2 separate regions of the Homo sapiens genome follow, and region 2 is linked to region 1. The links are chromatin loops, found by intact Hi-C in ENCODE. Cell type or tissue: PC-3. All regions are shown on one strand. Each heading gives the region's core, and the rest is flanking DNA. Links, peaks and the distances in the headings are about the cores only.

The links. Peaks named below come from ENCODE experiments on the same cell type or tissue, not always from the same donor. Only the 100,000 strongest peaks of a DNase experiment are listed, where the experiment ranks them.
Region 2: it touches region 1 in a loop (24-fold over the local background); 1 of 110 quality-filtered maps calls a loop at or near these places.

The regions. Positions count from the first base shown.
Region 1 is chrX:111,981,557-111,997,733 of GRCh38, reverse strand. All of the region lies in intron 1 of TRPC5 (transient receptor potential cation channel subfamily C member 5), which reads left to right. Among named protein-coding and RNA genes, the nearest start is that of TRPC5, 93 kb to the left of the region's middle. In PC-3, for the core only: no CTCF peak of the experiment used is centred there; no DNase peak of the experiment used is centred there.
Region 2 is chrX:111,907,448-111,923,624 of GRCh38, reverse strand. TRPC5 (transient receptor potential cation channel subfamily C member 5) reads left to right here. Exons shown (of 11, transcript NM_012471.3): 3 at 10,813-11,334. Among named protein-coding and RNA genes, the nearest start is that of TRPC5OS, 39 kb to the right of the region's middle. RefSeq lists an enhancer at 10,579-11,078. In PC-3, for the core only: no CTCF peak of the experiment used is centred there; a DNase peak (open chromatin) is centred at 9,044; H3K27ac peaks cover 1,246 bases.

The sequences.
Region 1 (16,177 bases), core at 7,881-10,380:
TGAAATAAAGCAAGCAGACAAGGTTAGAGACAAAAGAGTAAAAAGAAATGAACAAAGCCTCCAAGAAATATGGGACAACGTGAAAAGACCAAATCTATGTTTGATTGGTGTACCTAAAAGTGATGGGAACAATGGAACCAAGTTGGCAAACACTCTTCAGGATATTATCCAGGAGAACTTCCCCCAACCTAGCAAGGCCGGCCAACATTCAAATTCAGGAAATCCAGAGAACACCACAAAGATACTCCTTGAGAAGAGCAACCCCAAGACATATAATTGTCAGATTCACCAAGGTTGAAAAGTGTTAAGGGCAACCAGAGAGAAAGGTCGAGTTACACACAAGGGAAAGCCCATCAGACTAACAGCAGATCTCTCGTCAGAAACCCTACAAGCCAGAAGAGAGTGGGGCCCAATATTCAACATTCTTAAAGAAAAGAATTTTCAACCCAGAATTTCATATCCAGCCAAACTAAGCTTCATAAGTGAAGGAGAAATAAAGTCCTTTACAGACAAGCAAATGCTGAGAGGTTTTGTCACTACCAGGCCTGCCTTACAAGAGCTCCTGAAGGAAGCACTAAACATAGAAAGAAACAACCGGTACCAGCCACTGCAAAAATATGCCAAATTGTAAAGAGCATCGATGCTAAGAAGAAACTGCATCAATTAACGGACAAAATAACCAGCTAATATCATAATGACAGGATCAAATTCACACATAATAATATTAACCTTAAATGTAAATGGGCTAAATGTCCCAATTAAAAGACACAGACTGGCAAATTGCATAGAGCCAAGACCCATCAGTGTGCTGTATTCAGGAGACCCATCTCACATGCAAAGAGTCACATAGGCTAAAATAAAGGGATGGAGGAAGATCTACCAAGCCAATGGAAAGCAAACAAAACAAAACAAAACAAAACAAAAAAAGCAGGGGTTGCAATCCTAGTCTCTGATAAAACAGACTTTAAACCAACAAAGATCAAAAGAGACAAGGCCATTACATAATGGTAAAAGGGTCAATTCAACAGGAAGAGCTAACTATCCTAAATATATATGCACCCAATACAGGAGCACCCAGATTCATAAAGCAAGTCCTTAGAGACCTACAAAGAGACTTAGACTCCCACACAATAATAATGAGAGACTTTAACACCCCACTGTCAATATTAGACACCAAAGAGACGGAAGGTTAACAAGGATATCCAGGGCCTGAACTCAGCTCTGCAACAAGCAGACCTAACAGAAATCTACAGAACTCTCCACCCCAAATCAACAGAATATACATTCTTCTCAGCACCACATCGCACTTATTCTAAAATTGACCACATAATTGAAAGTAAAGCACTCCTCAGCAAAGGTAAAAGACCAGAAATCACAACAAACTGTCTCTCAGACCACAGTGCAATCAAATTAGAACTCAGGATTAAGAAACTCACTCAAAACCACACAACTACATGGAAACTGAACAACCTGCTCCTGAATGACTACTGGGTAAATAAGGAAATGAAGGCAGAAATAAAGATGTTCTTTGAAACCAATGAGAACAAAGACACAATGTACCAGAATCTCTGGGACACATTTAAAGCAGTGTGTAGAGGGAAATTTATAGCACTAAATGCCCACAAGAGAAAGCAGGAAAGATCTAAAATGGACATCCTAACATCACAATTAAAAGAACTAGAGAAGCAAGAGCAAACAAATGCAAAAGCTAGCAGAAGGCAAGAAATAACTAAGATCAGAGCAGAAGTGAAAGAGATAGAGACACACAAAAAAAAAACCTTCAAAAAAATCAATGAATCCAGGAGCTGGATTTTTGAAAAAATCAACAAAATTGATAGACCGCTAGCAAGACTAATAAAGAAGAAAAGAGAGAAGAATCAAATAGATGCAATAAAAAATGATAAAGGGGATATCACCACCCATCCCACAGAAATACAAACTACCATCAGAGAATACTATAAAATATATATAAAATACCTCTATGCAAATAAACTAGAAAATCTAGAAGAAATGGATAATTTCCTGGACACATACAGGTTCCCAGAACTAAACTAGGAAGAAGTTGAATCTCTGAATAGACCAATAACAGGTTCTGAAATTGAGGCAATAATTCATAGCCTACCAAACCAAAAAAAGTCCAGGACCAGATGGATTCACAGCCGAATTCTACCAGAGGTACAAAGAGGAGCTGGTACCATTCCTTCTGAAACTATTCCAATCAATAGAAAAAGAGGGTATCCTCCCTAACTCGTTTTATGAGGCCAGCATCATCCTGATACCAAAGCCTGGCAGAGACACACAAAAAAAGAGAATTTTAGACCAATATACCTGATGAACATCGATGTGAAAATCCGCAATAAAATACTGGCAAACCGAATCCAGCAGCATATCAAAAAGCTTATCTACCAAAATCAAGTTGGCTTCATCCCTAGGATGCAAGGGTGGTTCAACATACGCAAATCAATAAACATAATCCATCACATCTTCAGAACCAATGACTAAAACCACATGATTATCTCAGTAGATGCAGAAAAGGCCTTTGACAAAATTCAAGAGCCATTCGTACTAAAAACTCTCAATAAACTGGGTATTGATGGAATGTATCTCAAAATAATAAGAGCTATTTATGACAAACTCACAGCCAATATCATACAGAATGGGCAGAAACTAGAAGTATTCCCTTTGAAAACTGGCACAAGACAAGGATGCCCTCTCTCACCACTCTTATTCAACATAGTGTTGGAAGTTCTGGCCAGGGCAATCAGGCAAGAGAAAGAAATAAAGGGTATTCAATTAGGAAATAAAGGGTATTCAATTAGCAATCAGGCAAGAGAAAGAAATAAAGGGTATTCAGTTAGGAAATGAGGAAGTCAAATCATCCCTGTTTGGAGATGACATGATTGTATATTTAGAAAACCCCATCGTCTCAGCCCAAAATCTCCTTAAGCTGATAAGCAACTTCAGCAAAGTCTCAGGATACAAAATCAGTGTGCAAAATTTACAAGCATTCCTGTACACCATTAACAGACAAACAGATAGCCAAATCGTGAGTGAACTCCCATTCACAATGGCTAAAAAGAGAATAAAATACCTAGGAATCCAACATACAAGGGATGTGAAGGACCTCTTCAAGGAGAACTACAAACCACTGCTCAAGGAAATAAAAGAGGACACAAACAAATGGAAGAATATTCCATGCTCATGGATAGGAAGAATCAGTATCATGAAAATGGCCATACTGCCCAAAGTAATTTATAGATTCAATGCCATCCCCATCAAGCTACCAATGACTTTCTTCACAGAATTGGAAAAAACTACTTTAAACTTCATATGGAACCAAAAAAGAGCCCGCATTGCCAAGACAATCCTAAGCCAAAAGAACAAAGCTGGAGGCATCACACTACCTGACTTCAAACTATACTACAAGGCTACGGTATCCAAAACAGCATGGTAATGGTACCAAAACAGATATATAGACAAACGGAACAGAACAGAGGCCTCAGAAATAATACTACACATCTACAACCATCTGATCTTTGACAAACCTGACAAAAACAAGAAATGGGGAAAGGATTCCCTATTTAATAAATGGTGCTGGGAAAACTGACTAGCCATATGTAGAAAGCTGAAACTGGATCCCTTACTTACACTTTATACAAAAATTAATTCAAGATGGATTAAAGGTTTAAATGTTAGTCCTAAAACCATAAAAACCCTAGAAGAAAACCTAGGCAATACCATTCAGGACATAGGCATGGGCAAGGACTTCATGACTAAAACACCAAAAGCAATGGCAACAAAAGCCAAAATAGACAAATGAGATCTAATTAAACTAAAGAGCTTCTGCACAGCAAAAGAAACTACCATCAGAGTGAACAGGCACGGCACAGAATGGGAGAAAAATTTTGCCATCTACCCATCTGACAAAGGGCTAATAGCCAGAATCTACAAAGAACTCAAACAAATTTACCAGAAAAAAACAAACAACCCCATCAAAAAGTGGGCAAAGGATACAAACAGACACTTTTCAAAAGAAGACATCTATGCAGCCAACAGACACATGAAAAAATGCTCATCATCACTGGTCACCAGAGAAATGCAAATCAAAACCGCAATGAGATACAATCTCACACCAGTTAGAATGGCAATCATTAAAAAGTCAGGAAACCACAGATGCTGGAGAGGATGTGGAGAAATAGGAATGCTTTTACACTGTTGGTGGGAGTGTAAATTGGTTCAACCATTGTGGAAGACAGTGTGGCGATTCCTTAAGGATCTATAACTAGAAATACCATTTGATCCAGTGATCCCATTACTGGGTATATATCCAAAGGATTATAAATCATGCTACTATAAAGACACATGCACACATATGTTTATTGTGGCACTATTCACAATAGCAAAGACTGGGAACCAACCCAAATGTCCATCAGTGATAGACTGGATTAAGAAAATGTGGCACATATACACCATGGAATACTATGCAGCCGTAAAGAAGGATGAGTTCATGTCCTTTGCAGGGACATGGATGAAGCTGGAAACCATCATTCTCAGCAAACTATCACAAGGACAGAAAACCAAACACCGCATTTTCTCACTCATAGGCAGGAACTGAACAATGAGATCACTTGGACACAGGGCATGGAACATCACACGCCGGGGCCTGTCAGGGGGTGGGGGGCTGGGGGAGGGATAGCATTAGGAGAAATACCTAATGTAAATGATGAGTTGATGGGTACAGCAAACCAACATGGCACATGTATACCTATGTATCAAACCTGCACGTTGTGCACATGTACCCTAGAACTTAAAGTATAATAAATAATAATAATAATAATTTTAAAGGCTGGGCACACACCTGTAATCCCAGCACTTTGGCCAAGGTGATGAATCACTTGAGGTCAGGAGTTTGAGACAAGCCTGGCCAACACAGTGAAACCCTGTCTCTACTAAAAATACAAAAATCAGCTTAGTGTGGTGGCAGGTGCCTGTAATCCCAGCTACTCACGAGGCTGAGGCAGGAGAATTGCCTGAGCCCGGGAGTCAGAAGTTACAGTGAGCTGAGATCGTGCCACTGCACTCTAGCCTGGGCAACAGAGCCAGACTCAGTCTCAAAATAATAATAATAATAATAATAATAATAATGTTTTAAAAAACAATTCCCATATTTCAGATGGGAGAATAAGATTTAAAGAGGATAAAAACCTCAAAGAAATTCAGCTAGTAAGTGACAGCCATAGGTCTGTCTAACTCCACAGTCAGTTATCTTAGCCACTGGGGTTAAGGTAGAAATTATGCCATATGATAATTTTTCTCAATGAGTAAATGCAATTTTAAAAAATGTATATCTTCAAATGCTTAAAGCTGCTTTCTTGAGATATAATTGAAATGCAGTAAAAATATTTAAAGTGTGCAACTTGATATGTTTTGACATATGTATGCACCTGTGAAACCATCACCACAATCAAGATAAATAGAAATATCCATCACCTTCAAAAGTTTCCATGCTTTTGTAAGCCCTCCTTCCCACCATTTTCTAGTCTTACCCTGTGCCCAAGCACAAATTATTTTTTTGAATGTGCAAGGTAGTAACTTGGGAAAGTCTCTACTTGCCAAAGGATCATACTGGCTCTATCCCTCATATACTGGATTCATTTGATTAATGTCACAGTTAGCTGATCTGTGACTTGTGATTCTCAGTGCTGAACCCTAAATTGAGTCTGACATCCAAGCTAAGTACAGTAATAAGAGTGATGATAAATTCTCTCTGAGTTAGAAAGCTAATCTAAGAAGCCAGCTGGGCTGATTGATTTCTTCTTTTCAGAAACAAAAGATGTAGATTATTTATTAGATAGCCTGAAACCCTAGGGATCTTTTTGGGCTCCTGTGTATTAGGAAAAATGGGCTTGGTATTTATAAGCTTTTGAAAAAATCTCTATATTGCCCAGTAGAGAGATTTCCAGGCTATGACAAAGGTAGCATATCCAGTCAGCAGCTAAATTCATTTTTTTAAAAAAACCTATCAAATTATTTATTTGATGAATAGACCTAGGTGTGATAGATTGCTGCCAGGTTTTTAGAAAATGATGTGCAGGAGCCCTAAAGGGCTTTTCTTTATCAAATTGATTCATCTATCTACTTTGCTCATTTGCTCATGGTGTCCTCCACCCAAACGTTAACCTAACATTTTCACTCTAAGTGGGAGAAAAAAATGGTGGTGAAGGATTGTATGAACATCTGAGCCTTGATGGACCATTGCCTTTGGCCACTGTCCCCCATTCGTCTAAATCTCAGCCCTGTTTATGAAATAGGATGATAGAGAAAGAAGGTTAACATTATCTAAATGATGAGAGATTAATCTGTATGGTTCAGCTAATAAGTCATAAGAGTACAGGGAAAAGAGCAGTCACTGTGTACTGAGGTGGTCAGGGAAGGCTTCTTGAAGGAGGGGCTAGATGTAGGCCCAGAGGAAAATGGGAAAGAATTCCAAATGCATCTAGCCACTGGCATGACCACTGTGGTACCGGCAGGAATGAGTATAACAAATGCAATTGGTATAGAGGGGAAAGGGAGCATCTCCAGGACTGAAGGTCTCTAACAGCCCTGCATTGCTGACCTAGAAGAGATAGAGACACAAGGAAGGAAAGAGGAAAGAGACAGACAACTGGTGGGAGTAAAAGAGTAGTTTCTGATCAATTTTTCTGTCTCTTTTACCTCATTCAGTGGCAATCGGATGTCTGGGTCTTTTAATTTCAGACAAGCCCTTGCCTACCCATCAAAGATAAAGCAGTTCTGCTTAGAGCAGTTTCTACTAGCAGCAGCAGTTAGCATAAAAGAAAAGTAAGTCGCACGAGGAATTTCTGCAGAGAAAACATTTTTCCTTGATTTTTCTGTCAAAAGATGGAAGTATGCCATGGTGGGAAATATCTGAGACAATTCGATCTCTCTGTAGTAGGCCATCTGGTAACCAAGCACTTCTGATCCTCCACTGATGCCCAGACATAGCTCATGCAGGATCCCAGAAAGCAATCATTCATTTAAGAGAGCTGAAGAGAACATCTTTGCTTGTTTTCATAGACACACGGGGTTGAAATAAAGGTGGTCTGCTCTGATCTCCCAAGAAAAAAATTTACCCAAAGTGGGCTCCTGGAGATTGTCTTCTTTATCTCCCTGTCTTGGGGCCATTTTAACGTGATCTATTTATCCCAGAGAAGTGTGCATCTCCATCTCAAGAGAATTTTGAGATACTGTTGCAACCTTTCACTACTGAATTTCTCCTTGTATCTTAAAGCCATAGAATTATTATTATTATTTTTGAGATGGAGTCTCACTCTGTCATCCAGGCTGGAGTGCAGTGGTGTGATCTCGGCTCACTGCAACCTCTGCCTCCTGGGTTCAAGTGATTAACCTGCCTCAGCCTCCCATGTATCTGGGATTACAGGTGCCCACCACCATGCCTGGCTAATTTTTGTATTTTTAATAGAGACAGTGTTTCACCTTGTTGGTCAGGCTGGTCTCGAACTCCTGACCTCAAGCAATCTACCCACCTTGGCATCCCAAAGTGCTGGGATTAGAGGCATGAGCCACTACACCCGGCTGCAAAGCCACAGAATTTTAGATTTCAAAGGAACCTTGGAGACTACTTAGTCTAACTGTCCCTTTTAAAGAAAAATAGAATGTTCTTGATTTTAGAAAACTAGATAAAAATATTTTTAATTCGGAATAGAACACTACAGATAAAGCTGGCAACTTTCTCCCAATCCAAGAAACCTTCTTGTGCCTTCATTTTCCCCCCAAAGGTAAAAAGTGTTATTGGTTTCTGAATTTTCTTACAGAACATTTTGATACTTCTACATATGTGAAAATATGTAGTATTATTTTTGTGTGTTTTAATTTGTTTCAAAGATATCATACAGTATGCATCTTGCTTTCTTCATTCATCGTTTTGAGATCTAGATCATTCCTTTTAACTGCAGTTCAGTATTCCACTGTGTGAAAGCATCACATTTTCTTTATCCAATTCTCTCTTGATTCATATTTACAAATCTGCTTTATGGAGAGAGAACTGCATAGAGAAGTTGCAGGATTGCCTCAAGATAAGCTTTGGTACAACTAAAACTAGAATCTACATCTAAGATGAGAGGCAGATGAATAGATGAATTTCTCAAAAGTTATCTTGAATGAGTTAGGCTCATTCATGAAAGTCTTAATTGGTCCAATATGAAGTTGAAACCTTGGCTTTAAGAGTGTGAAAATTCTGAACATTCTTACTTCCTAGAGTGGGCGAGCCAAAAAACTCATAACCCATGGTCTTATGTGCTAAAGATCTTCAGGGGTCACTCCTGAGAAAGAAAATAGCTGTGACAGAGTTACATTTGTGAATAAGGGAAAGCATGCTGGAACACTGTACACTCTAAGAAGCATCATGCCTCAGCCCAAAATATTTCCTCTAACTTTGCTCATGGGGTCTGAAAAGCCTTTCTTTCCAACTTACAGCTTTGAATCTTGAAGGTTTTTCATCTGTAAATTCCCTGAGAATTAAATTGATATTGGCCATTAACAGACACTTGATAGCTTGGTTTACTAGGTTGCTTGCTAGAACAAAGTCATTATGGAAAATGGGTATAGGATATGCATCCAGGTACATCGTCAGGATGAGGCAAAGGGAACAAGAAAGGAAGAAAATGAACATTTATTGATTACCTGCTATGTGCCAAGCAACGTTCTAGGAACTTTATACATATATTTGCACAATGGGATTAGTAATGCTACTTTCCATATTAGGAAACAAGAGTTCAGGGAGATTAAATAACTTGCCCAAAGTTTATTTGTTCATTCATTTCCTCAATAAAATTTTTTCCAGCTACTTTTGCTCTATGCCGGAATCTGTGCTCAGTGAGGAAATATTTTGGTGAATATGAGACAACAAGTTTTGTCTTCATGGAATTAAAATCAAAGAAAATATGTACCATGAGCAAGCCAAGATAAGCATGGTAAAGGACATTGGACAGTAGGCAAATCATATGCACCTTGAGGTCTCATTTATTTAGCGAATATATATTGAATACTTACTACATTCAGGCAATGAGCCTGACCCTTTAGGGGAATATAAAAATGAATAAGATGCTCCATACTCCTAAGAATGCTTAGGGTATAACATGTTCACTCAATATTTGAATACCAGCCTAAAATCTTTACGTTCAAGTTCAAGTGACAACTCATGTTTCCAAGCTATTTGTCTTGTCAGGTACAAGGGTAAATTTGTGTCAAGCAGAGGAAGAAGAAAGGAAGGGTGAAATAGGTACAAAATGACTAAATATCAGCTACCATCTCCATTAAACTGGAGTGCTCTATAAAAGATTGCAATCAATAGAGCTAGGGACAAGACAGTTTTTTTCACCAACTGACTGACAGGCATATGGCACCTAATTGATATAAGGTGTCAGCAGGTTCTTGTTCTCTGACTGTAAGTAAAATGACAAAGGGGTTGCCAGTGTGTCTAGATATGAGGTGTTTTATTTTTCCTAAGATCCAGAGCAAAGAGAAGCATCTGCTTTAGAGGTAGAAACCCTGCCTACCACCAGGATAAACTTATCAGAAGCCAAATACTTGTTCTCCATCCAGTGGTGTTCTGGTAAATGTTTAACAACCAGATCTCCAGAAAAAATATCTATTTGCTGCTTTATATTGCTATACATAAATCGTGGTGGTTAATTTTATGTGTCAACTTGACTGGGCCGTGGGATGCCCAGATATTTGGTCAAACATTATTCTATGTGTTTCCATAAGGATATTTCTGGATGACATTAACAATTGAATTGGCAGAATGAGTAAAGTAGAGTGCCCTCTCCAGTATGGGTGGCCTTCATTCAATCATTTGAAGGCCTGTATAGATCAAAATGGCTTACCCTCCCATAAGCCTCCCATGAGTAAGAGGGGGCTCCTCTTGCCTGACTATTTGAACTGCAACATCAGTCTTTTCTGGACTTCAGACTATTGTTGACGAATGGATAAGGAAATTGTGGTGTACATATACAATCGAATATTATTCAGCATTAAAAAGGGAGATCCTGTCAATTGCGACAACATGGAGAACCTAGAGGACATTATGCTAAGTGAAATAAACCAGACAGAGAAAGAAAAACACTGCATGATCTGACTTATATGTGGAATCTAAAAAAAAAAGTTGAATGAATAGAAACAGTTGTTGGGGTGTGGGGAGATGAAGGTCAAAAGGTACAAAGGTGTGGTTATATAGGATGAATAAATCTAGAGATCTAATGTGTAGCATGGGGTCTATAGTTACTATAGTTAATAATATTGTATTGTGTACTGGAAATTTGTTAAGAGAATAGGTTTTAGGTACTCTTACTACAAAAAAAATAAAGAAGAAAGAAAAAGAAAGGTAATTATATGAGATGACTGTTATGTTAATTTGCTTAAAAGTAACAATTGCCTCACTATGTATACGTATATCAAAATATCATGTTGCACAGCTTACATTATACAATAAAAAAGTCTTAATCTAAAAAGACACTAATGACTTTATTTTCAGTAGTAAAGAGAGCACTGATGGTCCATGGTGTGATCTGGCAATAGATAAAAGCAAAATATCATATTGAATACTCCTAATCAACCACTTATAAGAAACAAAGATCTGGATGATTTGTATATGATACACCCAAACATTTTTTTGCAAACCAACAAATGTAATGAGATTGTCTGGCTGCTCCTGATGTTGCTAGATACAATAGAGAAAGAAAAGAATGAGCTCAGGGATTCAAATTCCCAGGTCAAGTGCCACATAAATGATCTGAAAGCTTCTATATGTGCCCTGAAGGAGACCTTTATCTCCTGTATCCATAGGACTGAGATTGCTGAAAATCAAATCCAGAGTTTCAACCTGAAACTGGCTGAATTACAATGAAAGTTAAACTTCCAGCTTTGTAGATTGTCTACTGATAAAGTGAAGGCATTTATTGGGAAGAGATGAGGTCCTGAATTTTGGAGTGGGGATATGTGGGAAGCCCATAACGAAGCTAGGGACATAGAGCTCCTAAATTATGACACTTCTTTGCCAGTTAAGTAGGCCTCTGTACCCCCAGTGGTAGCGACTTCTCTACCCTTGTCTGAGAGGATTAACCCTGCATTGCCTGGGAAAAGTGTAACGGCCTCCCCTGAGGCAGTTGCTGTGCAGGACAATGCTGAGTCTTCTCAGAACTTACTCCCACCACTCCTTTTTGCTTCTACACTGATAAGTAGATTCAAGCCCCAGCAGGCCCCTAAAAGTGAGGTACAAACCATGAGGAGGTATACTATACTCCAGAAGAACTATTTGAGTTTTCTGTCAACAGACAGAAATCCAGGGAACATATGTGGGAATGGATATTAAGAATTTGGGATAATGGTACCTGGAACATAAAGTTGAATCAGGCCAAATTTGTCGATATGGGCTCACTAACTAGAGATTCTGCATTTAATGTTGCAGCTTATGGAGTTAGAAAATACTGTAATTGTTTGGGTGAATAGCTGAAAGAAGGACCAAAAGGCCTCCAGTGGCAAATTGAAAATGCCAGACCTACCTTAGTTTGATGTAGAGTTTAATGTAGAGGAAAGATTCAAAAGTTTAGAGATTGGGATGTTTCAGTGGATTTGTCATTTAAGGTCTTCTCATTTATCCTTGAAAGGTCCAGAAGACATATCATTCACATAAATTTGTGAGGGGAGTCTCAGCATTCTTGAAGAATTCTGTGGTTGCTCTTCTCTGTAGGCCAGACCTTACAGTGAAAACTGCAGTGACTGAATTGGGAAACCTAAATGCTATGGGAGTACCTAGATTCTGGTGTGGCAGGGGCCAAGTGCAGCACTCAACTGCCAAAGACAAGGTGGGCATGGTTACCATAAGGGACAACAGAGTCAAAGCAGCATCAGAATGATCTGACTTGTGCAGACCTATGGTATTAACTACTTAATCACGGAGTCCCTAAAAGTGAAGTAGTTAGGAAGCCTACTAAATTCTTACTTAATCTGGATGAGCAGAAAATTTCTAGGTAAAGTGAGCCAAAGTCTAACCTGAATCATAAAAACAGATAGTCAATCAATTTTCTGACTTTAGCCAGTTTACCTACCCAGAACCCCTTGAATGAAGGGGAAACCAGGTCTCCTAGAGGAAGGACCCTGATACACTGAAAAAATTTATTCTGTTAATCTTTATCCCAGCCTTCCCCAATGGGGCCTATGACCTTTTACCAAGGTAATTGTGCATTTGGGGGAAAGAAAATAATCAGATATTTGAGGGACTACAAGACACTGGCTCTGAAGTGAAAATAATTCCAAAATATCAATGTGGTCCACTAGTCACAGTAGGGGGTTATGGAGGTCAGGTGATCAAAGAAGTTTTAGCTCAGATCTGTCTCACAGTTGGTCTAGTGTGTCTTCAAACCCATCTTGTGTTTATTTTTCCAGCTCCAGAATGCATAATTGGAATAGATATACTCAACAGCTGGCAGAATTATCACAGTGGCTTCCAGACCTATAGAGTGTGAGCCATTACGGTGGAAAAGGCCAAGTGAATACCACTAGAATTGCCTCTACTTCAGAAAATAGTAAACCAAAAGTAATAGCACATTCCTGGCAAGATTGCAGAGATTAGTGCCACCATTAAGCACTTGAAAAATGGTGATGGTGATTCCCACCATATCCTCTTTCAGCTTGCCCATTTGGCCTATGCAGAAGACAGATGGATCTTCATATGACAGTGTATTACTGTAAACCTCTTGCAGCTGCTGTACTAGATATAGTGTCATTGTTTAAGCAAATTAACACATCCCTTGATATATACATAGTATAAATGTATTAGTCTGGCATATGTCTTTTTCTCCATCCCTGTACATAAGGCCCACCAGAAGCAGTTCGCTTTTATCTGGCAAGGCCAGCAATACAACTTCTTGGTCCAACTTCAGAGTATATCAACTGTTCACCCCTATGTCATAATATAGTTCAGAGGGATTTTGATCACTTTTCCCTTCCACGAGCTATCACACTAATTCATTACATTGATGATATTCTGCTGCTTGGACCCAGTGAACAAAAAGTAGCAACTATTCTAGGCTTATTGGTAAGACATTTGTGTGCCAGAGAGTGGGTAATAAATCTGACAGAAGTTCAAGGACCTTCCACCTCAGTAAAATTTCTTGGAGTCCAGTGGTGTGAAGCCTTTCAAGATATCCTTTCCAAGGTGAAGGATAAGTTGCTACATTTGGCCTTTCCTACAATGAAAGAAGCACAATGCTGAGTGGACCTCTTTAGATTTTGAAGACAACATAGTTCTCATTTGAGTGTGTTACTCCATCTTATTTACCAAGTGACCTGTAAACCTGCTAGTTTTGAGTGGGGCCCAGAATAAGATCCAGGCTGCTGTGCAAGCTTCTCTGTCGCTTGAGCTACATCACCCAGCCGAACCAATGATGCTTCAAGTGTCAGTAGCAGATACGGAGGTTGTTTGGTGCCTTTGGCAGTCCCCTAGAAGTGAATCACAGCGCAGGCCCTTAGGATTTTGCCATCCTCTGTGGTTAACTAATCCCCTTTTGAGAAACAGCTCTTAGCCCGCTACTGGGCCTTAGTAGAGACTGAATGCTTGAACATGGGACAGAAAGTTACCATGCAACCTGAGCTGCACATCATGAACTTGGTGTTTTCTGACACACCAAGCTATAAAGTTGGGGGTCACTTCATCATCAAATAAAAGTGATATATACGTGATAAGGCCTGAGCAGGTTCTGAGGACAAATGTAAGTTAAATGAAGAAGTGGCCCAAATATCCATGGTTCCCTCTCCTGCTACGCCGTCTTCTGTCTCCCAGCCTGTACCTATGGCCTTATGAGGAGTTCTCTATTATCAGTTGACACAAGAAGGGAAGACTCAGGCCTGGTTTACAGACAGTTTGACACAATATACAGGCACCACCCAAGAGTAAACAGCTGCCACATTACAGTTCATTTTAGGATGTCCCTTAAGGAGAGTGGTGAAGGAAAATCCTCTCAGTGGGCAGAATGTTGAGTAGTGTACCTAGTTGTTCACTAGCTTGAAAGGAGAAATGGCTGGACATGAGATTATATACTAATTCATGAGCTATAGCCAATGGTTTGGCTGGATGGTCAGGGACTTGAAAGGAACATGATTAGAAAATTTATGACAGGGAAATTTGGGAAAGAAATATATGGATAGACCTCTCTGAATGGGCAAAAAAGTGAAGATTTTGTTCCCCATGTAAATGCTCACCAAAGGGTTACCTCAACAGAGGAAGATTTTAATAATCAAGTGGACAGTATGATCTGTTCTGTAGATAGCAGTCAGGCTCTTTACTCAGCCACTTCCATCATCACCAATGGGTTTATGAAGAAAGTGGTCATGATGGCTGTGATGGAGGTAATCGATGGGCTCAGCAACATGGACTCCCACTCACCAAGGCGTACCTGGCTACAGTCACTGCTGAGTGCCCAATCTGATAGCAGCAGGGACCAATACCTCCTGCAAAAACTATCATTCATGGACTTACAGAATGCTTTATCCACCATCATATTATTCCACACAGCATTATTTTTGATCAAGGAACTCACTTCACAGCAAAAGAGGTATAGCAGTGAGTCCATGGTCATGGAATTCACTGGTCTTACCATATTCTTCACTATCCTAAAGCAGCTGGCTTGAAAGAACAGTGGAATGGCCTTTTCAAGACTCAGTTACAGAATCAACTTGGTAACAATACTTTTAAGGTTAGGGCAGGTTCCTCCAGAAGGGTCTATATGCTCTGAATCAGCATCCAATATATGATGCTGTGCTCCCATAGCCAAGATTCACAGTTCCAAAAATCTAGGGGTACAAATGAGAGTGGAATCGCTCATTATTACCCCTAGTAACCCACTAGCAAGATTTTTGTTTCCTGCTCCCATGACCTTATGCCTTGCTGACCTAGAGGCCTTAGTTCCAAAGGCAGGAATGCTTCTACCAGAAGACATAACAACAACTCCATTGACTTGGAAATTAAGACTGTTGCCCAGCCACTTTGGTCCCCTCAAGCATCTTAATCAGCAGGCAAAGAAGGGACTCATGGTGTTGGCTGGTGTGATTGAGCCTGAATACCAATGGAAAATTGAACTACTACTCCATAATGAAGGTAAGGAAGAATATGTCTGAAACACAGGAGATTCCTTAGAGGATCTCTTAATATTACCATGCCCTGTGATTAAGGTCAGTGAAAAACTATAACCCAATCCAGGCAGGATGCTTAATGGCCCAGAACCTTCAGGAATAAAGGTTTCAGTTATCCCACCAGATAAACAACCGTGACCAGCTGAGATGCTTGTGAAGGCAAAGGGAACACAGAATGAGTAGTGGAAGAAGGTAGTTATAAATGCTAACTGTGACCACATGGCCAGTTACAGAAATTAGAACTATAATTATCATGCGTATTTCTTCCTTATTTTATAACGAATATTATATTATTCCATTCTCACACTGCCATAAAGGACTACCTGAGACTGGGTAATTTATGACTAAAAGAGGTTTAATTGACTCACAGTTCCGCAGGCTGTACAGAAGCATGGCTGAAAGGCCTCAGGAAACTTACAATCATGGCAGAAGGTGAAGAGGAAGCAAGCATGTCTTACCATGGTGAAGCAGGAAAGAGAGAGCAAGAGCGAGGGGGGAAGTACCACACTTTAAAACCATCAGATCTTGTGATAACTCACTTACTATCATGAGAACATCATGGGAGAAATTTGCCCCCATGAACCAATCACCTCCCACCTGGTCCCTCCCCTGACATGTGGGGATTACAATTCGGCATGAGATTTGGGCTGGCACACAGAGCCAAACCATATCTAATAAGTTTGTGTTTATATATATTAAGCAACCATCTTTGTATTATTTCCTTTTTTATTCCTTTATCATGAAATATAAAATGTATTAACTTTACATCGTGGTAATTAAGTTGTGAGACATCAAGGCAAAGAGTAAACATCACTCAAGGATTTTACCTCCTCTTCTAGAAAAGGGGTTAGTGAATTTTCAGTTGTACACAGGACAGTTGCATCATGTTAGGCTGAATTATGACCTTGTTATTGTTTTTATTTGGGGATGAAGTGTGGTTTAATGAGATGTGTTTAGGTGCCAAATT
Region 2 (16,177 bases), core at 7,584-10,083, 74 kb after region 1:
TTTTTGTTTGTTTGTTTGTTTCTAATATCCATCCCAGGGTGGACCTTACTTTTGGAATCAGTGGTTCCCATCACTCATTAGAACCCATATTTTATGAAGAAAATATATGGAATGCTTCATTAAACTGTGACAAAAATGCCTTTCCAGGTTTTATCAAACTAAAACTCACAAATTACAAACTTTCATAACCTATGGAATTAGTCATGAATTTTTTTTCTCATAGATTTAGCTCCTATCTTTTGAAAACTTCAGGGCCTCTATGTGATGAAAACTCAAGAATAGTTTTGTGGGCTGCCAAACGTTAAACAATGTTATGTAATGTTTGTCTGGTTTAAGGTAGAACATTAGGTTAATTAACATCCAACAAAACCTGCAATATGTACTTAAGATATGTCTGTATATTCAGTGTTGTGATGTGATTTTAACATTTGTTTATTGATATAATAAATCAAATTGTTGGCCTTTTGCTGGTTAGGGGTGGAGCTGTATAGTGGTTAACAGTACGGGAGGCTTTGGTACCAAACTGCCTGGGGTCAAGCTCTGGGCTCTCTACGTCCTAGCTATGTGACCTGGGCCAAGACACTTAGCTTCTCTATGACTGAGTTCCTCAGATATAAAATGGGAGTAATTATTATGCCTATAGCATAGAGCTATAGTGAGGACTAAATAAAATACTCCAGCATTGTGCTTGTGCCTGGCATATGGAAAGTGCTCAACCTCCAGTAGCCATTAGTATTACTTTTATCCCTGCTGCTTAGGCTAATCCTGGCTATTGTTTTATATATATAATTGATCTGTATGTATCAATATTGACATTTTTAAAGGCCAGTGGGTTCTGTGACATTATCCCCAAGTAAATGTTGTCCATTTCAGTCTTCCAATCTAAATTATATACACCTTGGCCTTGAAAGCTGAGATCATCCAGCAAATCCTAACTCTGATGCTTCTGTTTTTACCAGATTCTGAGAAACAGATACTTTTCCATCTCATGCCAATGGTTGCTCCAAAGTAACACATACATCACCACTACTAGCTAACTAACCTGATAGATAGGCAGAGCAGGAAGCTGGTAATGTGAACTGATTAGATGCTGGTGTTTTTCACTTCTGAGTAATACAGAGAAATGAAATTTCATTTCCACACGTTCCTTGGACTGCTGAACACTGATTTTATCTGGCATGTTAGGATGGAGGGAGGAGAACACAGAAGGTGAAAAAAGAGGGATTACAATTTCACTAAATCCAGGCATAAGACAGGAGGTTCATTTTCAACATGATGCTATCAGACCAGCTGTGTGAGGAAGTGCCAGTTGGAGAGGTTGGGTCTGTGAGCAGACAACATTGTGTGTATGAATGAGGCGGCTCCTGATAAGGGTCTGGCCATTAATTACAAATGGGGGATTTAATTTCAGAAGCCTGTGATAAACTCCACCAAGGGTAACGATAGGGTTCAGAAAAACTCCAATTAGCAGATTGTGTCCAGTGATGAGGTTAATGGAAATGAATGTATCATTTGAGCCCTTGGTGAATAACCTTGTAAAAGCTTTAGCCATTTCTGACAGTGGGGAAAAAGGAGTATGATCTATCCTCTAGGCTGTCCTCTGGCAATAGAATTTAGCTGAAAATACAGAGAAGCTGACTGTAGCTCAATCTATTCGCTGCATTGCAAGTGTTTTATGTGATGAGCTCTGAGCTGAGTGGCTCTGTCCTATGCTCATTCATCCAGAAGGATCCTTGAACAGGATCCTAGCTTTTCTACAAGGAATCCTTGGACAGATCCAGTAGCAAACTCATTATGGCCTGAATGAAAAGTCCCAGGGAAAGGCAAGACAGTGTAACTTCTTTAGTGGCCATGTCCTTAGCCCACATCATTGCAAATTTTAAAATTCAATCGAGTTGGTTGATGTACCAGGTTTCTTTAGAAGTACAGTTATAGATAATATAAGCCAAATCTAAATTCTTGGCCTATTGATTTCCTTCCCTCTTCCTCACCTCCCCCTATCTTTATTTTTCCTTTTAAAAAACATGATTTTAAACAGAAAGTCCAAGATCTTTCAGTATGATTTTGGAGTTTAAAGAGAAGGCGAAATTTGATAATAAATAATCAAATTGAATTTTTCACCTGACCTCAATCTGAACACAAAATGGCTGTTAAAAGATAATTTCAAAAAAAAAAAATGTTAAATCGTAATCTTCATACAAATTTAAAGTAAACATGACAAAGATTTTATTCAACTCATTAATTAATGAGGGAACCAGTAGGTAGGCCAAGAGTCTGCAAACTATGGCCTTCAGTCCAAATCTGGCCTGTCAACTGTTTTTATAAATAAAATTTATTGGAGCACAGCCATACCCATTCACTTACACTTATGGCTGCTTTCATTTTACAATGAAAATGAAAGTTTCATTTCATTGTAATGAAACGACATTGTAATGTAATTTGTTGTATGGTCCACAGAGTATCAATTACTGTCTGGCTTTTTACAGAAGAAGTTTGCTCTCCCATGATACAGGCTATTGGAAACATAGAAATAAACTCACAAATGGATACAAAGTAGTCTATATCCACAAGGCAATAATCAATTATATTCCACCCAATAAGAAATAGTTGCATTACAATTTATAGAGTTTTAAATTAAGTCAAAGAGAATCAAAGGCATGGATAATCCAGAAAATATACTAGACAGGACCTCTAGTTTATGTTTTTTCATGATCCAAAGTCTTTCACAATTTTTCTTAATAGCTACTAGGAGAAACCTTATGTACAGAGCCACCAGTAGTAGCAGAATCCACTCTATCTGAAAGTGGAGTAGGAATCAAGCTGTACAGTGGATTGTGAGGCCTGAGAAAGACCTTCACCAAACTTAAGTCCCTACCAGCCTAGTCCTCCTTGAAATTCTCATTTTTTTTGGCTAATGCCAAGGTGTTCTTTCTAGGTGCCACCAGTTAAAATGTAAATACCCCCCGCTCAGGACAGCTCCAGATATTGTTATCAATATTAGTAACTTGTATGGATTTTTTTTTTCAAAGAATAGCAGACCAGTCACCTAAAGGGACCCAGAAGTCCAGGGACCTGGATGGGAAACTGATACAATTTAGTAAACCTAACCTAAAATATAAGAACAATCCATAAAAGGCAGTACTGATTAAGCCTGCACAGGAGGCTTGCAAGACAGCACTGGGTTAACTTGTATTAAGTTAGGTAGAACATTAAAAAGTACACAAAATAGAATTGAAGGGGGGTGCTCTTACGGTTTCCATATGTCACAGTTTTGCCCAGGTGAAGACTAAACCATTACTGTGCTGGGGAGTTTGCTTTTGATTAAGATACATTTTTTTTGTTGTTTTGTTGAGACAGAGTCTCGCTCTGTCACCCAGGCTGGAGTGTAGTGGTGCGATCTTCACTCACTGCAACCTCCATCTCCCGGGTTCAAGTGATTCTCCTGCCTCAGCCTCCCGAGTAGATGGGATTACAGGTGCGCACCACCATGTCCAGCTAATTTTTGTATTTTTAGTAGAGATGGGGTTTCACCATGTTGGCCAGGCTGGTCTCGAACTCCTGACCTCAAGTGATCTGCCCACCTAGGCCTCCCAAAGTGCTGGGACTACAGGCCTGAGCCACAGCACCTGGCCACTTTTGTAATACATTTGTTGTTATAATGATAGGAACCATGTTTGTTGAGAACCTAGTATGTTCTAAAACAAACTTATCAAACCTGCGACCTGCAGGCCACATGTGGCCCAAGACAGCTTTGAATGTGGCCCAACACAAATTCATAAACTTTCTTAAAACATTATGAGATTTTTTTGGGTGATTTTTTTGTAGCTCATCAGTTATCATTAGTGTTAGTGTATTTTATGTGTGGCCCAAGGCAATTCTTCTTCTTTCAATGTGGGCCAGGGAAGCCAAAAGATTGGACAACTCTGTTCTAAACCCTATGTAGAAAATACACACACAATCTCATTTAATCCTTATAATTTTGCCCAGCTGCTGTCATTTTCCCATTGTATAGGCAAGGGAATTGAGATACAAAAAGGCTAGTAAATGACAAAGCCAAGCAAGATATTCTTAAATTGCACTGTGAAAGTGTGTCTGGAATTCATTCCTTCTGGTGAGTTCATGGTCTCACTGACTTCAATAATGGAGCCGTGGAGCTTTGCGTTGAGTGTTACAGCTCTAAAAGATGGCACAGACCTAAAGAGTGAGCAGCAGCATAATTTATTGTGAAGAAGTGAAAGAACAAAGCTTCCACAGCATGGAAGGGGACCCGAGCGGGTTGCCGCTGCTGGCTGGGGTGGCCAGCTTTTATTCCCTTATTTGTCCCCACCTATGTCCTGCTGATTGGTCCATTTTACAGACTGCTGATTGGTCCATTTTACAAACCTCTAGCTAGCTACAGAGTTCCGATTGGTGCATTTTTACAGAGCACTGATTGGTGGATTTTACAAACCTCTTATAAGATAGAAAAGTTCTCCAAGTCCCCACTAGACCCAGGAAGTACAGCTGGCTTCACCTCTCAGAAGCCCTCCTCAAAATAGTGTGGACACAGTCACTCCTCTTTCCATCTCCTGATCATCTGCTGATTTAGTCGCTATCCAAAGTACTCTGATTATCTTGGCCCCTAGATCACAGCTGTCCTCTTCAGCCCAATACGTGTCATCACTCTGGACAACTTCAGCACCCACCCATGTGGACAATGCAGCCAGCATCCTGACCCATCAGCTCCTTGACCTCCCCACTCCACTGACCTCCACATTCACTCTACTTCAGCCCACTGTGCCCATGACCAACCCACAGCTGGTCACCATTCAGCACTGCTCCACTGTGGACATCATATCTACTAGCACCCTACTCTCTGTCCACAGTCTCCCATCCTCCCAGTTTGCCTACTCTGTCTTTTCACTTCAAAGAGACCTCAAGTCCCTCAATGTCTCCATTTCCTCCCAGACTTTTAGCCCTTACCTATCTGATCTGGTCTTCAAGTGCAATCACCTGAACTACTTCATCCTCAACTTCTTCTCACGTCTGGCAAAACCACAATCCTGAATCTATCCAAAACCTGAATTTTCCATCCCCACATCTGGACTGTCAAAGCTGCTAGAGAGAAAAAAAAAAGCCACATTCTTCTGTGCATCACTGCCATTATAAATTTACAGCTGCTAATTTACCCAAGACTTCAGGACTGCTAGGCCATCCTTTTACTTTCCTTTGTCTTCCTCTTTCTTTCCCCTTAGCAAATCTTCCATACATTGAACTCTCCCCACACACCCTGCCAACTTCTCCTCCCTCACTCAAAGCATCTGATCTCACCTCCCATTTCAATGAGAAAACTGCATTTTTAGATGGGAAATACTTCAGCTTCCAGCCCTCTTCAATAACAAACTACTAACACCTCCATTCAACTCACCTTTTTTCCTCCAGTCTCTGAGGATAAGGCATCCTTATTCCAGACTAAGATCAACCTCCACCTCACCCCAACCTTTGCTCTGGACCTCATCTCTCCTCATCTCTTCAGGCACCCTGATCTACCCACAAGCCCCCTCTTTCCCTTGTCTACAGCCTCTTCCCTCCTCCCCGGGTCCTCCCCCAATCTAATCAAGGTGCTCAAGATGCAGCCTCATCTCTTCACAGCCACATTTCATTAAAGAGGCTTGGGATATTAGGCCAGAAACTCAGACAAGGGTGAAGCCTTGTTTTAAAAGCTAGGGCACAGGTGCAGAAGAAGCTGCAATTCAGAAACTAACAGAACAAGAATGTCCCATTGCAAAAGCCTCAACAGTAGGAATTTGGAATGATGGAACCTGAGGCAGGCCTCCTGAGTGCTTCTTATTTCAGGCCTTGGTTGCCCTGGAAACTGGGGCTGGACAGAGTCCTTGGAGTAGATAGGTGGAGCCACTTGTGAGGAAACAAGGGCAGGCAGAGGCTGATCCTGTCCACTCTTGGTTTCAACTACTATTGCTGGCTGAAGGCTCTCACATCTATATTTTCAGCCCTGACTTCTCCTTCAAGATTCATGCTGGAGTTATACAATTTCCTGCTGCTTTCCCAGTAGGGACTTCAAAGTTAACAAGCACAAAACTGAACTTTTAAAAACCTTAAACCTGCTCCTGTATGCACTATCTCAATTAGTGACACTACTGTTCAACCAGGCATTGGAATATGGAGACTCAATACCCTTGATTTCTTCTCCCTGCCTTCCCTGACACATCCAATGAATGCCTTAAATTTGTTATTTTTTATCTATCTCTAGAATCACTATCTAATTTAAGATCCTTGCATCTATTCACCTGAACTGATGATATCTTTTAATTAGTCTTATTCTGAAACACATGGTGGTGTGCTTGGAGCTGGCTTGCACCAGCTGGCGAGAGCGGGTTATCTGCTCCTCTTCCCAACTCCATGTTCCAGGATGTCATATTGGTAGCATGAAACTGGCCACAGTGGGAGTATTTACACCACAAAAACTGGCAAACACACAAAACAGGATATTTTTTCCTCCCCTGTGGAGAGCTGGTTGTTAAACATTTATGAGCATGATTACCACTGCCCATTTCCCACACTGTGGCCAAGCTAATCAACTATGCCACTCTCCTGATTAAAACCCTCAGTGGTTCCCCGTGGTCAACAGATAACATATAAATTCCTTAGCATGGCATATGAGGCCTTTTATCATTTGGCCCTTGCCTAAATATCCAATTTCTTCTCCCATCTCTTTTTAGTCTCACAACTTATGTGCTAGCACGAAGGTCACAAACTGGTTCACTGGAGCCAAATTTGTTTCACATATGTATTTTGCTTGGCCTGCACACTGTCTTTAAAATTTTTGAGCCAACGTTTATAACTTTAAGAGCTTCTACCCCCAAATCCATGTTTCCGGCTTCTTTTCAAAAATTTATAACACTGCTCCTCACTTGTGTTTATGACAATTTACAGGAGCTGAGTAGTAGCTGCCCCCTTTGAGAGGGTCTCTGCAGTTTACCAGTTTCTATCATTCACTCGCCCAAATTATGCGTATACACCTACACCTGGTCCTGATTTCTGTTACCTGTTTGGCCTGCATTTTAGATAGATTATTATCAGAATCTTCTAACCCTCATTATAGAACTTTCTCTTCCTTTACTTTGGCTGTCCTGATGATAGTCCGTGGTCTCTGCACAGCCTGGGAAGGAATAAAAACAGCAAGATGATGAAGGAGGACAAAGCAGAAGGGGTAGAAGGAATAAAAAGAAACCCGTAGTCTATGGATCAGTCCCCACTTTGAAGCAATAGAATTGTGAAAAATACAGGCAGAAATGTCCCAAGTTTGTGAGACCTCGTAGTAGTTCCCTGCAGAGCTAATCATCTAACCCTTCTTGGAGTCTTGGGATGTCTGCCTTCTCAGCTGGACATGGGAAGGAGAGGTCCAAGGAAATTAGCTCATATTGACCCAAATTGTGGGAGTCAGGTTTATAAACAATAGAGTCAATTTCTCTTTTCTTTTCTTTACTTTTTTATTGGAGACAGGGTATCACTCTGTTGCCCAGGCTGGATGGAGTGCAGTGGCATGATCACAGCTCACTGCAGCCTCGACCTCCCAGGCTCAAGCAATCCTCCCATCTTAACCTCCCTACTAGCTGGGACTACAGGTGCTTGCCATCACACCTAGCTAATATAATGTTTTTGTTTGTTTGTTTGTTTGTTTTTTAGAGACAGAGTCTCACTATGTTGCCCAGGCTGGTCTTGAACTCCTGGGCTCAGATGATCCTCTCACCTCAGCCTCCCAAAGTGTTGGGATTACAGGCATGAGCCACCACGCCTGGCCCAAGAGAGTCAATTCCTTAATGTGAAAACAGGAAATTTAATTTATTTTTGCTGAGTGCCTGCTGTGTGTCTAGCACTGTGCTAGATGCCATAGGGGAAACAAGAGCAGACCAGGACAACTCTGCCTTCAAAGAGCTCATAACCTTATCAAGGAGGCAAAAAGTACGTGTGTGAAGTAATTTGAGAATAATGTAAGACAGCATCAGAAAAGTGATTTTCTTGCATGTAACCTTGTGCCCACAGTATTTGAGCGGGCAGCAAGAGATAAGCTCAAAGTTAAGAGGAGGAGCTATTGAAGAAGCCAGAACTTGCAATGGCCCCTGAGTGGCAGAGAAATGGGGCGAGAGACCATTCCACACAGGGGATCCACAAGGATATACACACAGAAAGCAACCTGTGAGTGACAACACTGATAGGAGGAGAAAAAGCAGTCTGGGCGGGAGGGCAAGGTTGGTCACTGTAGACCAGTTTTCTTTTTAAAAGGTTTCCTCTCTGGTGTTAGGTACTCAGGAAGCCGAATGGAGAATAATAAAGTTCCTTGTTAGACAATATAATCGAGTAGTTTCAGAAAGCATTTCATATTCTAGGCATAGACAACAACAACCTTTTGGCTCTATCATACAAGTGGGGCTAAACACTATTCACGGGTACTGCTGTGTGTATTGGACAGGACTGGCAGCACTGCCTTAGAAGAAAAGAAAGGAAAAGAGTAAGAAAAGTAGAAAGAATAAGGAAGTGGCGGGGAGAGAGAGAGAGAGAGAGAAAGAGAGCGAGGAAAGAGGAATAGCATGGTAGGAAGCAGACCCATACCCATAATCGAACCCAGGGAATCCTGTGCTACAGGTTAGCCTCTCTTCCCTTCTGCTCAACACTTTTAGACCCTGACAGAGATGAGGAATGCCTCTGCCTGGAGAAAGGGCAGATTTCTCATCTGAGCTCGCTTCTTCCTGGGCAGACTGTGACAAATTTCTCACTTCCCCATCTCTCCCAACTCTAGGCTTTATGCTGATAGTGTTTATGTTCATTTCCAGACCCACTCAGACCTACTTCTTCCTTAGCCTGTAAGCTTATGTTAATTTCTGAGATTACTCTTTCCTGTGTCCAATTTACTTTATGAGCCAGTTGCTCACTTCCTGCTGTCTTGTTTGTAGCTGCTCCCTCTAAATGTTTAACAGTGTTTACTCGCTGCTCCATCCTAGCCATTAATGACCATTATGCAGTCATCTTTCAACTATTCAGAGGCTGATGCAAGCACTCAGTGAAGGAAACAGGTTTCTTGCAAACTCCTCCTCCTCCACCTTTCTCCTACTGTATGTTTTCTGGCCACTTCCCTGTTTGAGAATCCTGCGTGCAAGGTGGGAGGGAGGCAATGATGTTGAAAAACAGTTAACTCATCCCTTTGTCAGTTCGCCAGTAACTGTGGGTTGTTGTTTTATTTTTTAAAGGAGTTTTGAGAGTAAAAAGAACCTATTGATTAAAACACGATTTGTCTCTCTGCTTACATTTACAGAGATAAAAAAATCTAAAACAAAACAAAAATCCCATGATTTGTCTATTCGATGAGACTCCCAATTATCCATGGTCTGTCCTACCCAGTTAAAATGAACATTTGGAACTTTTTTTTCCTAAAGTGTAATAAAAATCAATATTTCCCAATTTTCTGGAATCCTAGACATGTTTTGAATACTCGGCTCCACCTCTTAAAGCCTCTGTTGCCTCTGTTGACTATTCCAGCCCTCCCCTTCTCTAGCTCTAGATCCTACCACACTTAAACTCTTCTGTGAGTCTAGCAAGCTGCCTCAGTTTCCCTACTGGACTGAGAAAAGACTGGGTCCCAAAAGAGACTTTTTTTTTTTTTTTTTTTTGAGACTGAGTCTTGCTCTGTTGCCCAGGCTGGAGTGCAGTGGCGTGATCTCGGCTCACTGCCAGCTCTGCCTCCTGGGTTCATGCCATTCTCCTGCCTCAGGCTCCCACGTAGCTGGGACTACAGGCGCCCGCCACCATGCCCGGCTAATTTTTTGTATTTTTAGTAGAGACGGGGTTTCACCGTGTTAGCCAGGATGGTCTCTATCTCTTGACCTCATGATCCGCTCGCCTCGGCCTCCCAAAGTGCTGGGATTACAGGCGTGAGCCACTGTGCCTGGCAAGAGACATTTTAAAGTCGAAAGATTTTTTAATTCATTGATCAGGTTCTGCACACTCACCCGGAAGTGCTCCTGAATACCCAAAGAAGCCCCCATCTTTCACCTATAGCTGCTATTTACACTAAACATTACATCATGGACATAGCAGTTTTATCAATGGTACTGTTGCTATCAGTATCCCCTCCCCAAGCCGAGAAGTCTTCATTTTCAGAGTACTTCTTCCTGACCCTAACGAATCATCTTTACCTTCCTGGGACCTACAGGAAGTTGGACGAACCCTGTCTGGCCTTGGGCTTTGGTCCCCTGAAGTTATATATATAGTCTCTACTGCTCATTTGGAACTGAGCAGATAATACTATGTACTGTTACCAGTTTTATGAAAGTTTGCTCTACCCAAGTAATTCTCCAGGAGGTCAGGAAAAATGTCCTTTACTTCTCTGTATTCTCCAGTATGTCTCAGACAGAAATGGGCATGTTGTCATTGCATAATTGACAATTTGACTCTAGAGCTTGGCTCTAGAGTCTTGCTTGGGTTTGAATCCTGGCTCTGCTGACTAAAAACTTTGTAACCTTAGGTGTGTTCTTTAATCTCCCTCTGTCTCAGCTTCTTCATATGGGAAGAATATTTACCTCACAAGGTTGTTGTGGAGATTAAATGAGTAAAGACATGTAATGTGCTTAGAATAGTGCCTGGCACACAATAAGCATCCCACAAACATTAGCTATAAGGAAGGAGGTTTAGGAGGTCAAAAGAATTGAAACAAGAATGGAGACTCTAATTCCTGAATCGCCAGCATTTTATAGGCCCTATGCTTCTCTCTCCAAACTTTAATCCTGCCCTTCTATTCTTCTCATTTCTTGTACCTAGGTCCCCACTCTGATGATGGACACGCAGTTCTCTGAATTCACACCGGACATCACTCCCATCATGCTGGCTGCCCACACCAACAACTACGAAATCATCAAATTGCTTGTCCAAAAACGGGTCACTATCCCACGGCCCCACCAGATCCGCTGCAACTGTGTGGAGTGTGTGTCTAGTTCAGAGGTAGACAGCCTGCGCCACTCTCGCTCCCGACTGAACATCTATAAGGCTCTGGCAAGCCCCTCACTCATTGCCTTATCAAGTGAGGACCCCATCCTAACTGCCTTCCGTCTGGGCTGGGAGCTCAAGGAGCTCAGCAAGGTGGAGAATGAGTTCAAGGCCGAGTATGAGGAGCTCTCTCAGCAGTGCAAGCTCTTTGCCAAAGACCTGCTGGACCAAGCTCGGAGCTCCAGGGAACTGGAGATCATCCTCAACCATCGAGATGACCACAGTGAAGAGCTTGACCCTCAGAAGTACCATGACCTGGCCAAGTTGAAGGTGGCAATCAAATACCACCAGAAAGAGGTAAGCTGAGCTCATGTCTGCTTTCAGGGAAGCTTAAAGCCTCCAAAGTCTGGAGCAGCAGAGCAAGAATCAGCATTTTTCTACCATTTAGCCCCCTAACAAACAAATGGTTGGGCAGGCCTCACAGCTAGGCCCATTTATCCGAGGCACAGACAACCTTTTTGTATTTTCTTTATGGCCAGATAAGTAACCATCTGATTCTTTGGTGGAAAAGCATTCATGCATTTAACAAATGCTTACTGAGCACTGTTCGGAGTGTTTGCGATACAGAAGACAGACACCGACCCTGCTTTCATGGAGCTTACAAGCTGGTGGTGGATATAGAGTAAATGATCACTTTAATGAATACATAATTACCTACTAAGATATGTACTCTGAAAGAACAGTGCTCTGTGAGAGCACATAACAAAGGATCCTATCCTATATACTGGGGACATAGTGGGCAGTGATTACAGGAGGGTCGCTGCCTGGATGCTGGTAATTGTTGGCACAACTGAATCCCTGGCAGCCCCTTAGCGAGAAGGCTAAAAAACACATTTGAAAGATGAAGTCATACTCAAGGTTTGTAGGTCAATGAAAGGCTGAAGCAGGATCTGCTATGGTATGACCTCCAAAATGTTAGGTTCCACGTCTTTGAGGGAGGTCAGTTCAAGCAGGTCACAGGTGAGGCTTTGATTTCCAGTTAGGGAAGATTTACAATCAAACAGGTGTAGTTCTATGCCAACTTATCAGACAGTTTGGGAGAGCCTCCTAACAAGGCTAACTTAGCCCTTTAAGGAAGCAGCATGATACCACGGAAAAAGCAGGGACTATGGAGCCAGAGCAACTGAGGATAGAATTTTAACCCACTAGCTGTATGACCTAAAGAAACTCACTCCTATTTTCAGGGCATTAGTTTTCTCATTTATAAAATAGAGATGAAAATAGTTTCTTCACTTCATAGGGGATTGTGGGAAATAAGAAAAGCTAACATTCAGTGCATGGCACCAGAAGTGCTTTGATGTCCATTTCCATCTCTTTTCCATGCTACCTGGAGTCAAAGCAGCTGAGGGGTGCCTGCCAGCTGAAGGGCAACTGGCAGTGCCATTCCTTCATGGATCAGGCTCTGAGGCAAACGTCATTGTGTGTTTATCTGGTCCCTTTTTCTCAGGCAAAAATAAAACTACCACGCCTTAGAAATGAGGCAAAAAACAAATACCAGGGCAACCTGGAATGGGATAAAAAATGAAAAAGAGCAACATGGAGATCGAAAGGGCTATACTGGAGGAAGTGGTAAATGGTTAGGCCCACCCATGAGTCCCCTTATTTTATTTTTGCCATTTACCTGCTTTAAGTTATTTCAATAAGCCTGGTGTTGTGCTCACCTCCCTGGAGAAGTGTAAAGATAAAATAAAATAGGTAATATACTTACGCACAGCGAAATACCGAGCATACAGTAGCAGTCAATAACTATTAGCTGGGCGGGGTGTGGTGGCTCACGCCTGTAATCCCAGCACTTTGGGAGGCCAAGGCTGGCAGATCATCTGAGGTCAAGAGTTCGAGACCAGCCTGGCCAACATGGTGAAACCCAGTCTCTACTAAAAATACAAAAATTAGCTGGGCGTGGTGGCAGGTGCATGTAATCCCAGCTACTCCAGAGGCTGAGACACGAGAATCGCTTGAACCTGGGAGGCAGAGGTTGCAATAAGTCGAGATCATGCCATGGCACTCCAGCCTGGGCGATAGAGTGAGACTGTGTATCAAAAAAAAATTTACTATTAGCGGCTATAATTATTCATTTTTATTTTTACACATGGAGGACTCGTGGTATATGGTCTAATTCTGTGCAGTAAAATGGCAGGTAATAGATATAGTAAAGGCCCATCCTTCTCTTATCCCTCCCTCTCTCCCACAGCCCTGCTGTTGATGTGAAGTATCAGTTATCGTGTTAAGCAGTCTGCCGTATCTACACTTTGATATATGTATATATTTCCATTAAAGATGTATATTATTGTTTCAGTGTTTTTTCACTTTACATAAATTGTTATAATACTGTGAGAAAAAAAATCACAGATATTTGTAGAACATGAATTGCTTCCAAGTGACAGAATGGTTAATGGGAATAAAATAGTTTTTAAAAAATAGATAATTGCAGAATACAACTAAAGTTTACAGTCCTCACCCCACTGAATATGAGATCAACTTTACAATTTTAGGCCCCCCGTTCTCTTTAAAATTGAGAATGCATTTATTTGCAAACAATTTCACTGCAATATTTCATCAATTTTTGTGTTGGTAGGTCACCTTCTGTTGTATGGCTTGACTCCACTTGCTCATATGATCTTCATTTGCCAGTTTTAGTTACCGTTGCATTTGACAACCAATGTGATGACTTTCTCACTCTCATGGGGATCTGCTTGTCATATGATCACTTTTGGATTCTACATTAACTGCCCTCCAATCCTCATTAACCTTCTCATTATTTTTTCCTCTTTCTTTTAGTCCTTTTGCTGTCCAGAAATTTTGTCCCTTGTGTTCTTTATTCCATAATTTCTTATCATTGTTTTTACACAATATCTTTATGCTACTATATTTTCGTATCTTTCTCAACTCTCATCCCACTAATCTGAATGTGCCACAGGGTTTTATTTCTTCTTGTTCTCTTGATTAAGCATCAGAGATTCCAACATTGTTTCCAGGGTCCATTCCTGTGTACATTGAAGTGGACTTTTTATTGTGGTAAGATATACCTAATATAAAATTTCACATTTTAACCACCTGTAAGTTTACAGTTCAGTGGAATTAAGTACATTCACATCGTGCATCCATCGTCACTAGGATGCATTTTTGAAGATGCACAAGTTTTGGAGTGTCTATTTTACTTTCAATAGTGAACTTATCTAAGCATAGTTTCATATTTCACAAGGACACACTTAAAAAATTAATTAATTAATTTATTTATTTATTTATTTATTTATTTTTGAGACGGAGGCTCTCTCTGTCACCCAGGCTGGAGTGCCGTGGCACAATCTCAGCTTACTGCAACCTCCGACTCCTGGGTTCAATCGATTCTCCTGCCTCAGCCTCCATAGTAGTTGGGACTACAGGCGTGCACCACCACACCCAGAAAATTTTTGGTTTTTTTTTTTTTTTTTTTTTAATTAATTTATTTATTTATTTATTTATTTTTAGTAGAGACGGGGTTTCGCCATGCTGGCCAGGCCGGTCTTGAACTCCTGACCTCAAGTGATCTGCCTACCTGGGCCCCTCAAAGTGCTGGGATTACAGGCGTAAGCCACCACACCCAGCCTATTTTTATTATTTTTGGAGACAAGGTCTCACTATGTTGCCTAGGCTGGTTTCAAACTCCTGGCCTCAAACTCCTGGCCTCAGGTGATCTTCCCATCTCAGCCTCCCAAAGCACTGGGATTACAGATGTGAGCCACCATGCCCAGCCAGCTAAATTATGTTTAATCCATAACACTGGCAAAGTAGCACCTCTTAACTATTCAATATTATGGATATTCAGCAGTAATTTCAAAAGTAAGTAATCAAAGTAATTTCAAAAGTAAATCACTTTTTGAAAAGTAATTCAAAAAGCACTCTATTTATGCAAAGATCAACAATTTTAGGCCTGGTGCTATTCACTGATATTTGTGAATCAAATAAATGAAAACCATGGTATTTAGTAGACTGAATTATTTCAATCAGGTCACATCAAACTCTAGCTCCAGGTATACAGCCGGGATAGTGAGTGACTGTCAACTTCAATGTCAATAGTGATAAAGAATATAATTCCAAAGAGCCACCGAAACTCAAATATGGCCTAAAGTTTAGCCTCATAGCCAGAGACTTCAGAATCATTTGGAGATTTATATTTATATATTTTGCTCCAAATTTTCCAAGATAAATTATCTTAGCAATGGCCATACATCAATTTTAACATAATTAGTTTCTCTTCAAACTAAGCCACGATGATTAGAAAGGCAGGCTTGAGAAATCATATATATCTTAAAGTTTACACTCCAAAGGCATTGCTTCAGGAATGTAAAACATAATTTATACTCATCAAACTCTATAAATCCCTTCTGAATTGTGACTTCATTTCTAGAAAAAAAAACTGTAATCCTTCCTAATCTGTGAATTAGAGTTTTTTAAAAATATGTGGTTTCATTGAGTCTCAAATGCATACAACCTCTAATTTCTCTCTATTCAATTCACATGTCTGGTTTAAGGCTGAATAATCCCACCTTCTTAAACAAATCAGCAATGTCCTTTTTGGGGTTGTGTTTTTGTGATTTTAACTTTAGCATATAAATTTAGCTCAATGATGTGAGCTACTGAGGTTCCAACAATTCAAGTGTCTGTGAGAACTTCATTCTCAAAAGTCCTTGATTTGAGGAATCAGACTGATAAGTCTGTTCAGTAAATATCCAAAATCTGGTCTTAAAAAAAAATGAAACACTCACACAGTGCTTAGGGCCACAAGCATAAAAAAGTCATGATTTTGATCTTTATTTTATCACATTATATAATACACTTGATTTTTGCAGTATAAACTCTTCTCATGTAGGATTGGATGAAAGTAGGCAAACCAATCTTTCCTTTCGATGCAAATAAATGAATGAAACCTAACTTTATGCTTCCATTATTATTATTATTATTATTTATTTTTATTTTTATTTTTGAGACAGAGTTTCACTATGTCACCCAGGCTGGAATGCAGTGGTGCCATCTCGGCTCACTGCAACCTCCGTCTCCCAGGTTCAAGCAATCTTCCCACCTCAGCCTCCTTAGTAGCTGGAACTACAGGCATGCACCACCACGCCTGGCTAATTTTTGTATTTTTAGTAGAGACAGGTTT